2 separate regions of the Mus musculus genome follow, and region 1 is linked to region 2. The links are chromatin loops, found by intact Hi-C in ENCODE. Cell type or tissue: gastrocnemius. All regions are shown on one strand. Links, peaks and the distances in the headings refer to the core of each region. The heading gives the core; the rest is flanking DNA.

Region 1 (5,371 bases), core at 53-5,052, 130 kb after region 2:
ACATGTACGATCAGGGGACAGCTGCGGGCTGAAAGCCCCTGGCTTCTCCAACCTGCACTGTAGGGAAGCAGATCTTTGCATTAAGAGAGGCTTAAAAGATACAATAAGCTACAAAGTGTATAAATGTACAGCCACGTTCATAGCAGCATCCTTCACAGGAGCCCAGAGAGGAAGTCTAGTAACCAGAACGATGGATGATGCGTGGGATGCACATGCAAGCTAACATCATCCAGCCTCGGAGAAGAGGGGAACTCTGGCACATGGCACAGCATGGGAGGACTCTTAAGGACATTGAGCCAAATGAAATAAGACAGCCACACAAAAGCAAATAGAGTCACACCAGCAACCACAGTGCTCAGGAGGAAGCTCTCTGCGAGTTCAAGGCCAACCTGGTCTGTATAACAAAAGTTTCAATCCAGCCAAGGTTACATAGTCTCAATCCAGCCAAGGTTACATAGTCTCAGTCTAGCCAAGGTTACATAGTCTCTATTAAACGTGGACCAGCACAGCCCACTGTCATTCTCCCTCTCTCCTTGCTAACCAATCAACTTCGTTCAGTCCCCTCCCCGGCATCGCTCTCTTTTTTAATGATGCATCTTACTATTATTTTTAATAATGTGTGTGAGTGTTTTACTCAGTGTCTGCTGGAGTACCATGTATGTGCGTGTCTGGCGCTCTTGGAGGTCAAAAGAGCACACTGGAGTCTGTGGAACTGAGGTTATGAACAGTTACAGGCCGCCACCATGTGGCTGTCAGGAATTGAACAAATGCTCATGGCTGCTGAGCCATCTCTCCAGCCCCTGACATCTTTCTTGATTACTCTAAGCCAACCATGGTACTTCATTCTCCCACAGTGCTCTGTTCAGGAAAGGGAACCCACATAAAGACTGGACAAAGCTGTCCCCTGGCCCCCACATGCTGTGGCTTGGACACATACCAACTCCTGCAAAAACTAATAATCTTAAGAAACAAAACAAAGACAAGCTAAGACCCCGGTGATACTGCTGAGCTGATGAATCCACTACCGTGGACCTGGGCCACCTCTGGCCTTCTGGGAACAGTGAGTAAGGACTTCATTTTTTAAGCTCATCTCTCTGTTCTATTACTGGTGGCCAAAAGCCACCCACAAGACCAGGTGAGGCAGTTCACACTTGCTGAGCATTGTGGGATGCCAGACACCTGTCAATCACAGACCTTAGTGCCTTCCCATTACTCCCCATCCCCGACCTGAGGAGCTGGGAGGAGGTTCTCTGTGGGGTAGGGGTGGAGGTGATGAGACCTGCAGGTGAAAAAGACTTGCCCTCACATACCAGGAGCACAGTGCAACATGAGATAAAACTATGGCTGCTGACCCTCTTTCTCCTTCAACAGCATGGGTGGGTGTGCCCACTGCCCATCACTTCTCAGACACAAGATAAAGGTTCTCTGTGGTTTCAAACCACAGAGCTCAAGGGATGACTGTATCCAGGAACTCAGGCTCAGTCAATCCTCCACTTCCCCATCCAGGAACTCAGGCTCAGTCAATCCTCCACTTCCCCACCCAGGAACTCAGGCTCAGTCAATCCTCCACTTCCCCATCCAGGAACTCAGGCTCAGTCAATCCTCCACTTCCCCATCCAGGAACTCAGGCTCAGTCAATCCTCCACTTCCCCATCCAGGAACTCAGGCTCAGTCAATCCTCCACTTCCCCATCCAGGAACTCAGACTCAGTCAGTCCTTCACTTCCCCATCCAGGAACTCAGGCTCAGTCAATCCCCCACTTCCCCATCCAGGAACTCAGGTCCAGTCAATCCTTCACTTCGCATCTATCTCTGAGTCTTTTCCTCTCTCTATAATATGGCTTTATGTTCTCAGCCAGCTGCCCCAGGAGGAAAGAATAGTAGCCACCAGAGAAGCTCTGGTCTCATAGCCAAGAGCCAAAAAGAGCAGGGATTGCCTCCTTTTTCCCAGCTTGAGGTCCACTGGCTAAGCCTGGATCCTATACTGTCTCCTCCGGCTAGCCATTGAGAGTCAGAACCCAGAGTGTTTACTTCCAGGCTCTGTGGGCTACGCAATGCAGCCTCTCTGTGATCCCTTGTGCCTCTCCCCATGGGCCAGCCATAGGGACCCTAGTTCTACTTCACTGGTTCCTTGAGACCATTCACTTATTCAGGTAGTACCTTAGTGCATACTTACTATAGGATGAGCATCGGAGTTACAGAACGGAGCTAAGAGGCCCAGTTCCTGACCTTGTAGAGTGTTCAGACTGGCTCTAACAAGATAGACAGACATTACACAGACAAATGAGAGAGAGAGACAGACAGAGAGACAGAGACAGAGACAGAGACAGAGAGATGGGAAATATTCAGTACCAAACAACTTCTTGTACTTTCTGTTTGCCTTTGTCAAGCAAGCTCCCTTCTTGGCCGAAGATCCCCAAACATAAAGAGCAGCACCAGCTCGGCCCCTGGTGGCCAGACTGTGACATCACTTCCTGGGGACAACCGCTGGAGGTTGTAAAACTCTCAGCCGCCAGCATGTGGAAGACTCCATCCTTACCTACCAGAGGCCTCTCCGGCTCTCTTACGGTGTACGGTTTCTTCAGGGAGAGGAGGCCCTTCTGCTGCTGAAAGCCCATCCCCAGCTCCGCTGTGGCCAGCTGCCCGTCTTGTTACCTTCTGCACTTCTCTGGAAATGCTAAGCAGAGCCCACCAGCGCTAAGCTCTCTCTCCTAACTGTGCAGGGCAGTCTGTCCTAGCCCAGAGGCAGCACAGGCCTAACAGTGCAGTGTCAACCGTGTGTCCCCATAGACACCTTCCCCATCAGGATGAGACCCACGAGACAGCAGAGCCGCAATCAACCCCAAGAAGGAGATAGTAACTTAACGGTAAGGGGAGCCCCCCTGAATCCAGCCTTCGGTTTCTGTGGTTGGAACAGCGAGGCCTCCAGTCCAGGCTGCATCCTGTAAAACAAAGCTCTGATTTTCCTGGCCAACCAGTACTACTACTTCAGCTCACGGCTCCTTCAAAGCTGCTTCTAGGATAGGGGCAAATGGTCAAACTAGTAAATTTTCACAAGCACCGGATCTACTGCTGACTGTGGGTGACTCTTAAGATGAGATCCCTGGTCAGAAACATGCTGTGTGGAACAGCATGCTGGTGACACACCCTGCGTACCTTGTGCACACAGATGGGCTGGCAGAGGTGTTTCAGAAGGAATGGCCAATAAGCACCTCTCACTAGGACATAACATGCTCCCTCCATGGTGGAAGAGGTCCCGTGTGACCGACTAGCCAGCAGGCGGCGGCTGAGTGGTCACCCTCCCCAGAATATCTGCATTTCCTTCCCTCCCCCACTCACTCAGCGCCAAGGCTGAGCTACTAGCCTCCACCCTTAGGCCGATCACCAGCGCTCCTGTGACAGAAAGAACTCTGCCTCTCGGGGACATCTCCTCATTCTTTTTTTTTTTTTTAAAGATTTATTTATTTATTATATGTAAGTACACTGTAGCTGTCTTCAGACACTCCAGAAGAGGGCATCAGATTTCGTTACAGATGGTTGTGAGCCACCATGTGGTTGCTGGGATTTGAACTCGGGACCTTTGGAAGAGCAGTTGGCGCTCTTAACCACTGCATCTCCTCATTCTTGTTACAGAATGGAGACACGAGGGTGGCAGAGGCCAGCAAGGACTCACAATAGGATGGAAGGACTGGCCTTCAGTGTAGGCTGACAGTGTAACAAGGAAGGCTTTCTTAAGTTTCCAGCTAACAGCTGAGGCTCCTTCATATCACCGCAGGCCTTTATTTCCTTAATTGAAGAAAATGGTCCTCACAAGAAACACTTGTCACTTGCTAAGTCCTAAAAAGTTATTAGTTATGGTCCAGCAAGATGGCTCAGCAGGTCAAGGTGCTTGCTGCCAAGGCTGACGACCTATAGTCACTCCCCATTCACAGGGTAGAAGGAGAGAATTGACTTCACCAGGCTGTCCTCTGGACATCCACATACATGTCAAGGTGTGTGTGCATGCATACGCACGAGCACACACGCATGTGCGTACACACACACACACATAAAGAAATGTAATTTGAAAACTGGTAGTTACTACATACAAGATATCAGGTTTCATTGTGACATTTACACACATACATATCTTTATACTGTTTATGCTCGCCCGCCCTCACCCCCTCCCTCACTCCCCACCCCCCCATCAGTGACCTCAGTTGGTCCCTTTGCTCCTCTAAAACCACTCCCCTTCTGTTCGCTACTATTACATCTTAGTGCCTAAGCTTTAAATGTGCACATTAACTTGTTGTTAAAGATGTATTTATCATACATAAGTACACTGCAGCTGACTTCAGACACATCAGATCCTATCACAGATGGTTGTGAGTCACCATGTGGTTGCTGGGAATTGAACTCAGGACCTTCGTAAGAGCAGTCAGTGCTCTTACTCACTGAGCCATCTCACCAGCCCAACTTGTTGCCTTTTAACAGAGTGTCCTCTACATGGGCATTAGCCTGTAGGACAGGAGGAAACAGGTGTGTTATTCTAGACTAAGGAGTGTTTATCTGTGTGTGTGTGTGTGTGTGTGTGTGTGTGTGTGAGAGAGAGAGAGAGAGAGAGAGAGAGAAAGAGAGAGAGAGAGAGAGAGGACAATTTTTAGGACTGAGTCCCCTCCTTCCACCTGGTATGACAACTCATCTGGTCTAGGCAGAATTTTTAATTGTGTGGGATATATCCAACTCGGTTCACTTCTGTCTAAAATAAGCCAAAGACAGGACGATTTCAGGGCTTCCTCCACCCTTTCTACAGCTTACTGTCTAATGCGTTGAGTGAAAGGTCGCTTCCGCCACCTAGTGGCCAAAATGGTGATTACAGACACACTGGACCACTTTATGCCTGAAGGCTACATGTAGTTAGTCCGTTGAGTAAACACTAGAAATTAAATATGGGCTTTCTGACTTGAGATATAATGTCTGTGAAGATGTATGCTATATCTTGAAGACTCGGTGTGGAAAAAAAGTTAAAATATCCCACACTTTTTTCTGCTGACTTTTGACAATGGGAGGTGGAGGAAGTATGGGGGCCATAAGCGAGGAAGGGAAGGAGGGAAGGAGGAAGGGAGGGAGGGAGGCAGCTGAACGAGACCTCTAACCTCTTCCTTCCATGAGTCAGGTCACATGACACACACAGAGCATCCATAGACTGGAAGCACTCTGAAAGCCCATCAGGATCTCTCTAGCTTACTGTGTACACAGAGGCTGGACACCGGCACCCTGCTCGAACAAGATCCACTCTCCCCCCCCCTTGAGACAGGGCTCTCCCGAAGCCTGGAACACACCAGCAAGATCCACCTGTTGGCCCATCCTGCCTCAGCACTGTGATTACAGGT
Region 2 (5,371 bases), core at 75-5,074:
GTGTGCTAAGAAACCCCATGCTGGCTTCTACAATATCCCAAGCCATTGGCCACAGGCATTAGCCCGCATTGCTTATATTTGCCATGTGTGTGCTATATTTTTTTTTTTACATTTGACAATGGCCAAAAGCTGGGTGTCATGTAGTCTGTAGGCTCTCAGGCCCCTCTCTGGTGGGAAGGGGCACCTGCATGTGATCCCAGTGATGCCAGCACAGCCTGATGCCATATCCCTGTGCCCGCCCGGCCCTGCTGGCAGGCACTCACAGCGTGGTCAGCTGGCTCATGTTGGTGAAGGAAGAATTGCTCAAGGAACTGATCTTGTTGTTGCTCAAGTCCCTGGAAAGAAGCAAGAACATCTTTGTTTGTAAAGAAAGAAGGCTTTGCCCCTGGGTGCCGTCTGGAGCCTCTCCTCTTCCTCCCACCCCATCCCCTCTGCTCTTGGCCCTTCCCCAGCAGGGAGGGCAAGGCTCCCTCTCTGGTGAGGATGTGGGAACTGGATTTGCAATTGACAACTAAGCTCCCTCTGTTCCTTCTCTGCCTCCCACCTTCCCTACGTAGATACAGCTGGCTCCTGACCCTTTCTGCAATAGAAGTGCCCTCTGAGGGCACTGACCAACATCTACCAACCAGAATCAGCAGCCCTTTTTCTGGTAAGCACCGTCCCCTGTGCCTCCAACACTAGCCACCAAACCTATGAGACAGCGTGAAATCCCATTTTACATAGAAAGATCTGGAGTCTTCAGAGTGATTAACTCACAAAGGGCCACCCAGCTGGCCAGAGGAGGGCCAGGCCCCACCCATCACTGAATCTCTCCTACAGCGAATGGCCATGCTAGGTACAGAGGCCATTCTTATACACCCTTCCACCTCCCCTGACTGTGTCTGTGTCCTCCTCCCCTGGGACCCATCTTCTAATCCCTGGTGGGCACAAGCCTCAGGACCACATAAAAGCTCCCAGCTTTGCACTCCTCCAGTGCACTCTGGGTATCCCCAGTGATGCCTCTGGCTGCCCTCACTGTCCTGAGCTGCTGGTGCCATCCCTAGGGCCCCAGCCTGTACCTTCCCAGGGCACTATTCTACCTGGTACCCTACCTCAGTGGAGCTGGGCCTGGTGCTTCCTCAGCCCAGCAGCCTGAGGCTGAGACCGTTGCTGCCTTCTACCCCTGGTGTTGTGGCCTGGTCCTGGATCACTTTCCCCATCTGCACCATCCCTCTAAGTTCCTGACTGTATCAAGTCAGCATCCACATGTGGTCTCTCCTCTCTTCAGCTTGCAGCCTCTGCTCACCGCACTCTCCTTCCATCTCAGGCCTCATCTTCAGCTGCCTGTGTTAGACCCTACTGCACCCTGCAATTTAGGGAACCCCTGACCTCTTTCTACACCCTCCTTAGACCATCTAAGGGAGATCCATGACCTTGGGGGGGGGGGTGGCCCTGATCTGCCCGCTACACCTCCTGCATGCAGCTCTTGGCTATGAAAAGATATTAACAGTGTGCCTGCTGGGTGTGGTGGCGCACGCCTTTAATCCCAGCACTTGGGAGGCAGAGGTAGGCGGATTTCTGAGTTCAAGGCCAACCTGGTCTACAAAGTGAGTCCCAGGACAGCCAGGGCTATACAGAGAAACCCTGTCTCAAAAAACCAAAAAAATAAAATAAATAAAATAAAATAAATAAAACCAGGGTGCTTGTCTTCAGCACCCAGGAAACCTCCTTATTACAGAATCCCAACTCTGCATCCCATTTCTAGAGGCCCCTTCCTTTCTAGTGTTGGGGAGGTGGAGTCTTTCATGCTGGTGGGGCAGCCTAACAGAAGCAGCTAGTTTGACATTCCTGCTCTGTCCCTCCGTCCTTACTTCTTCATGTAGATCTGGGCTACTGGCAAAGGCCTTAGACCACAAGAAAGGCTGGCGAGCTTGGAGAGTAAAGACTCTCTCTTGACACTAGCCACTATTTCATCCCCGCTCCACTGAAGTGATCAGAGCACACTGGTCATCGAGCAAAGACAGCCGAATTGGAGGATCACAGCGCCGTAAGCCAGTGCTGTGCAAAGTGGCCAGGCCTCTCACGGAATGCTGCCAGCCCGTGGCAACACGGCTTTCATAGCTAAGTTTTTTTCAGGGAAAGAAGCTGCGTGCCAACTTCTACCCTTGCTCCTTGTCTAAGAACAAACCCGCCAACAACAGGTTTCAGTTGTCACTGAGAGCAAACTCATTAAAAACAGTTCTTAGGCTAACATTGACCCACCCCGCTGCACTTGGCCAGAGTTCTGAGCCAAGCCACACTATGACGAAAAGTCCTCTGGACTTCTTTGATAGACTCTGGCTAATACGCAGACAAAAAAAAAAAAAAAAGATTGAAGGAGGTCCTAATAACACTGGGAAGCTAAGAGGAGTTGACCTTATTATCCAAGGGTTTTATTTCCAGGACTCCCGCAGGGCAGAAAAGCAGTAATAGCAAAACAGGTTTTTCTCTAAGAAAAAATAGTATGTGGACTGGAAGTTGCTTTGTTTTACATCTGGCCTGGGGACAGGGGCTGAACTGAAAAGCTCCACACCATCCTCTATTCATCCCTGGATGCTTGCAGGGTCCGCTCAGAGCAACAATAATTACCAGTCTACAGGGAGGTTTGGGGAGATGGTGTGGGCAGAGCTGCCCCTGCCCCGCCAACCCATGGGGGTATCAGAAAGGATGCAATTCTGAGATTGACCACCAGATGGCAAAACAGCTCTTGGGTATAGGAGTTTCCTGAAGAGATGGGGAACAGGCAGGATTCCTTAACAGCATCTGCCCACAAATGGGAGACTCCTGGGAAGGTGGAGCTACAGTGGTTAGGTGCCAGTGGTCCTCCTAGCCTCTGAGGCAGGCCTGGGGTCCTCAGGATCCCTGGATACTCACACGAGCTGCAGATACTTGAAGGTAGACAGCTGTCCCGGAACGAGTGTGAACTGGTTCCCATCCAAATAGCTGAGGAGAGAACACATGGAAGAGAGAGTGTCTGTCACACGCATTGACACCCGCGGGCACCCAGGAACTCAGACACCGTGAGCTGTGAACATTGTGCAGCGCAATGCTGAGTATTGGTGCAGGGGAGGTGAGGGGCCAGGCCACCTCACACCCAGCTGGTAAGAGGGTGAAAAGATAAGGCACTGCTTTCCCTGAGAGGCAGGCCACTAGGCAAAGGCGGCAAGAGTTCTATGTGCCCAGTGCTTCTGGAGTAGAAGTCTCACTAGAGGGGTTGTATATGTAGGATTTGTTGTAGAGACCACAGCTGAAGAGGTGTTGGAGGTTATGTCTATAGACATCAACAATGTCTTCCCGACAAACATTGTGAGGTGGGGAAAGCAATGCTACACTTTATTTTAAAAGCAGAGTCTTTACCATGACTTTGTCATAAGGTAACTATAGAGAAGAGGCCAGGGCAGTGGTTCTCAACCTGTGGGTCGTGACCCCATTTTGGGGGTCAAAACAGGGGTTGTGTATCAGACAGATAGCCTGCATATCAGATATTTACATTACGATTCACAACAGTAGCAGAATTACAGTTATGAAGTAGCAACGGAAATAATTTTATGGTTCTGGGGGGGGGTCACCACAATACGGGGAACTGTATTAAAGGGTCACAGTATTAGGAAGGTTGAGAACCACTGGACTAGAGAAAGGTTGTCGCCTTTCCAGAGCTTTCCGGGCTAACTCTCCTTCCGGTCAGTCAACGCCCACTCATCAGTGTCTCCTCCCACTGGCAGGTCCTACTGACTCACGGCCAACAGATCGTAAGCCTGGGCTACTTACAGTTCTGTGACATTCTTGGGGATGCCCTTGGGCAGAGCCTGGAGGTGCTTGTTGCTGCAGCGGACCACTGTGTCCAGGCAGGCACACTCCTGGGGGCACTGTGGGCGGGGCAGGCAGCCCACCTCCTCCTGGCCTAGGGAGGAAGGAATGACGCGCTGGTCAGTCAGGGACATGGTTTCCTTAGGAAAGTTTCTAGGACCCCTCAGGGCAGCATCTCTTCCCTGACACAGCCTTGGCCACCAGCACAGCCTCTTTTTACTGCACGCCGCTGGCTAGCACCAACAGGAACAAAGACTTCTGGAGCAGTTTCCAGATTAAAACAGATCTGAGGAAACCTCTTTCCTGCGTCAGACCCAAGGTGGCCCCGGGCAGGGGAGGACACAGCTACCACTTCTTGAGCACCCAATACTGCCTGGTACTGTGTCAAGCTTCTCCCCTTGCAACACTGTTACCCCTTGGGGATACACTGGCAACGACCACTCAGTGGAGCACTCAGTGGAGCACCTGGCCCAGCTCAGGAGTCTGATGGACGATGAGGGCAAATGATTTTCTATTTCACTGAGATCTCGACAGGGTGAGTGACTTGTCCTCGTGCTGATGAAGTGTCTTAGGGCTGAGACCCAGGCCAATGCAGTGCAGACCAATGACCCCTTCATTCATCATTGGCTTCTTCAGTAAGGAGCCCCCTGTGTTTCTACCTTTCTTATGATGGGGTACAGCAGAGTCAATGGTCAGAGCTGTCGGGAACATGAAGAGACAGCAGGAACCCTCTGTCAACAGTGACTCGGGTATAGGAGCTGACCCTATTTAATCACCGCATCGTAAGTAAAGATGAATTTACAAGTCCTCAAAACACCCCATGCAGATGTGCTACAATGGACCCCTTTTAAAGATGGTGGAACTAAATCCAGGGTGGTTTACTATGCAACTCTGCAAAGCTCCCTGCCCTTGAAGGCAGCATAGGGACAGGGCTGCAGGCCGACAGCCTCTGGAAGCTCTTCTCCTGGCCATTGGTCGCACTGTCTCAGCAGCAAAAGCTCAAAGAAACACTCACACCTTTTCCTTCCTAGGAAGTTGTTCTAAAGGGAGCATCACACTGGATCAGAAGGAGTTATCGATGTCGGGGTTCCTGGTAGCATGGTGCAAAAATCATCATCGGGGAGGATTGTTAAATACCAAGCTACCGGGACTGGCTCAGTGGTGCCCTCTAGACCAGGAGGGTTTGTGATGAAAGGATTTTTGCTGGGGACCTGGGAAGTCCTGGGTGTGTCCTCACATGCAAACACACAGTAGAGATCAGGGAAACTGTATTGCAGAATCACAGAGGCTGTCCCATGCTGGGAATCTGGGATGCAGAGGTGTGCAGGGGTGGTTTTTCTATCTTCTGGATTGTTCTTTCTTGTTCTTTTTTTTTTTTGTTGTTGTTGTTTAAAGTAATCTCATGTCTTCCTGGCTAGCTCTTATTCATCTCTTAATTTTTGGTTTTTTAAAAAAGAGTTATTTATTTATTATATGTAAGTACACTGTAGCTGTCTTCAGACACTCCAGAAGAGGGTCTCAGATCTCATTACAGATGGTTGCGAGC

Evidence for each region. Peaks named below come from ENCODE experiments on the same cell type or tissue, not always from the same donor. Only the 100,000 strongest peaks of a DNase experiment are listed, where the experiment ranks them.
Region 1: it touches region 2 in a loop (5-fold over the local background); 22 of 42 quality-filtered maps call a loop at or near these places.

Annotation. Positions count from the first base shown.
Region 1 is chr19:41,759,238-41,764,608 of GRCm38, forward strand. No RefSeq gene overlaps it. Among named protein-coding and RNA genes, the nearest start is that of Gm19424, 15 kb to the left of the region's middle. In gastrocnemius, for the core only: a CTCF peak has its summit at 2,450 (motif pointing left); DNase peaks (open chromatin) are centred at 825, 2,466, 3,319 and 4,835.
Region 2 is chr19:41,626,978-41,632,348 of GRCm38, forward strand. It overlaps Slit1 (slit guidance ligand 1), which reads right to left. Exons shown (of 37, transcript NM_015748.3): 21 at 3,787-3,919; 22 at 2,893-2,961; 23 at 264-335. Among named protein-coding and RNA genes, the nearest start is that of Gm52407, 26 kb to the left of the region's middle. In gastrocnemius, for the core only: a CTCF peak has its summit at 2,699 (motif pointing right); DNase peaks (open chromatin) are centred at 2,121 and 2,710; H3K4me3 peaks cover 444 bases; H3K27ac peaks cover 482 bases.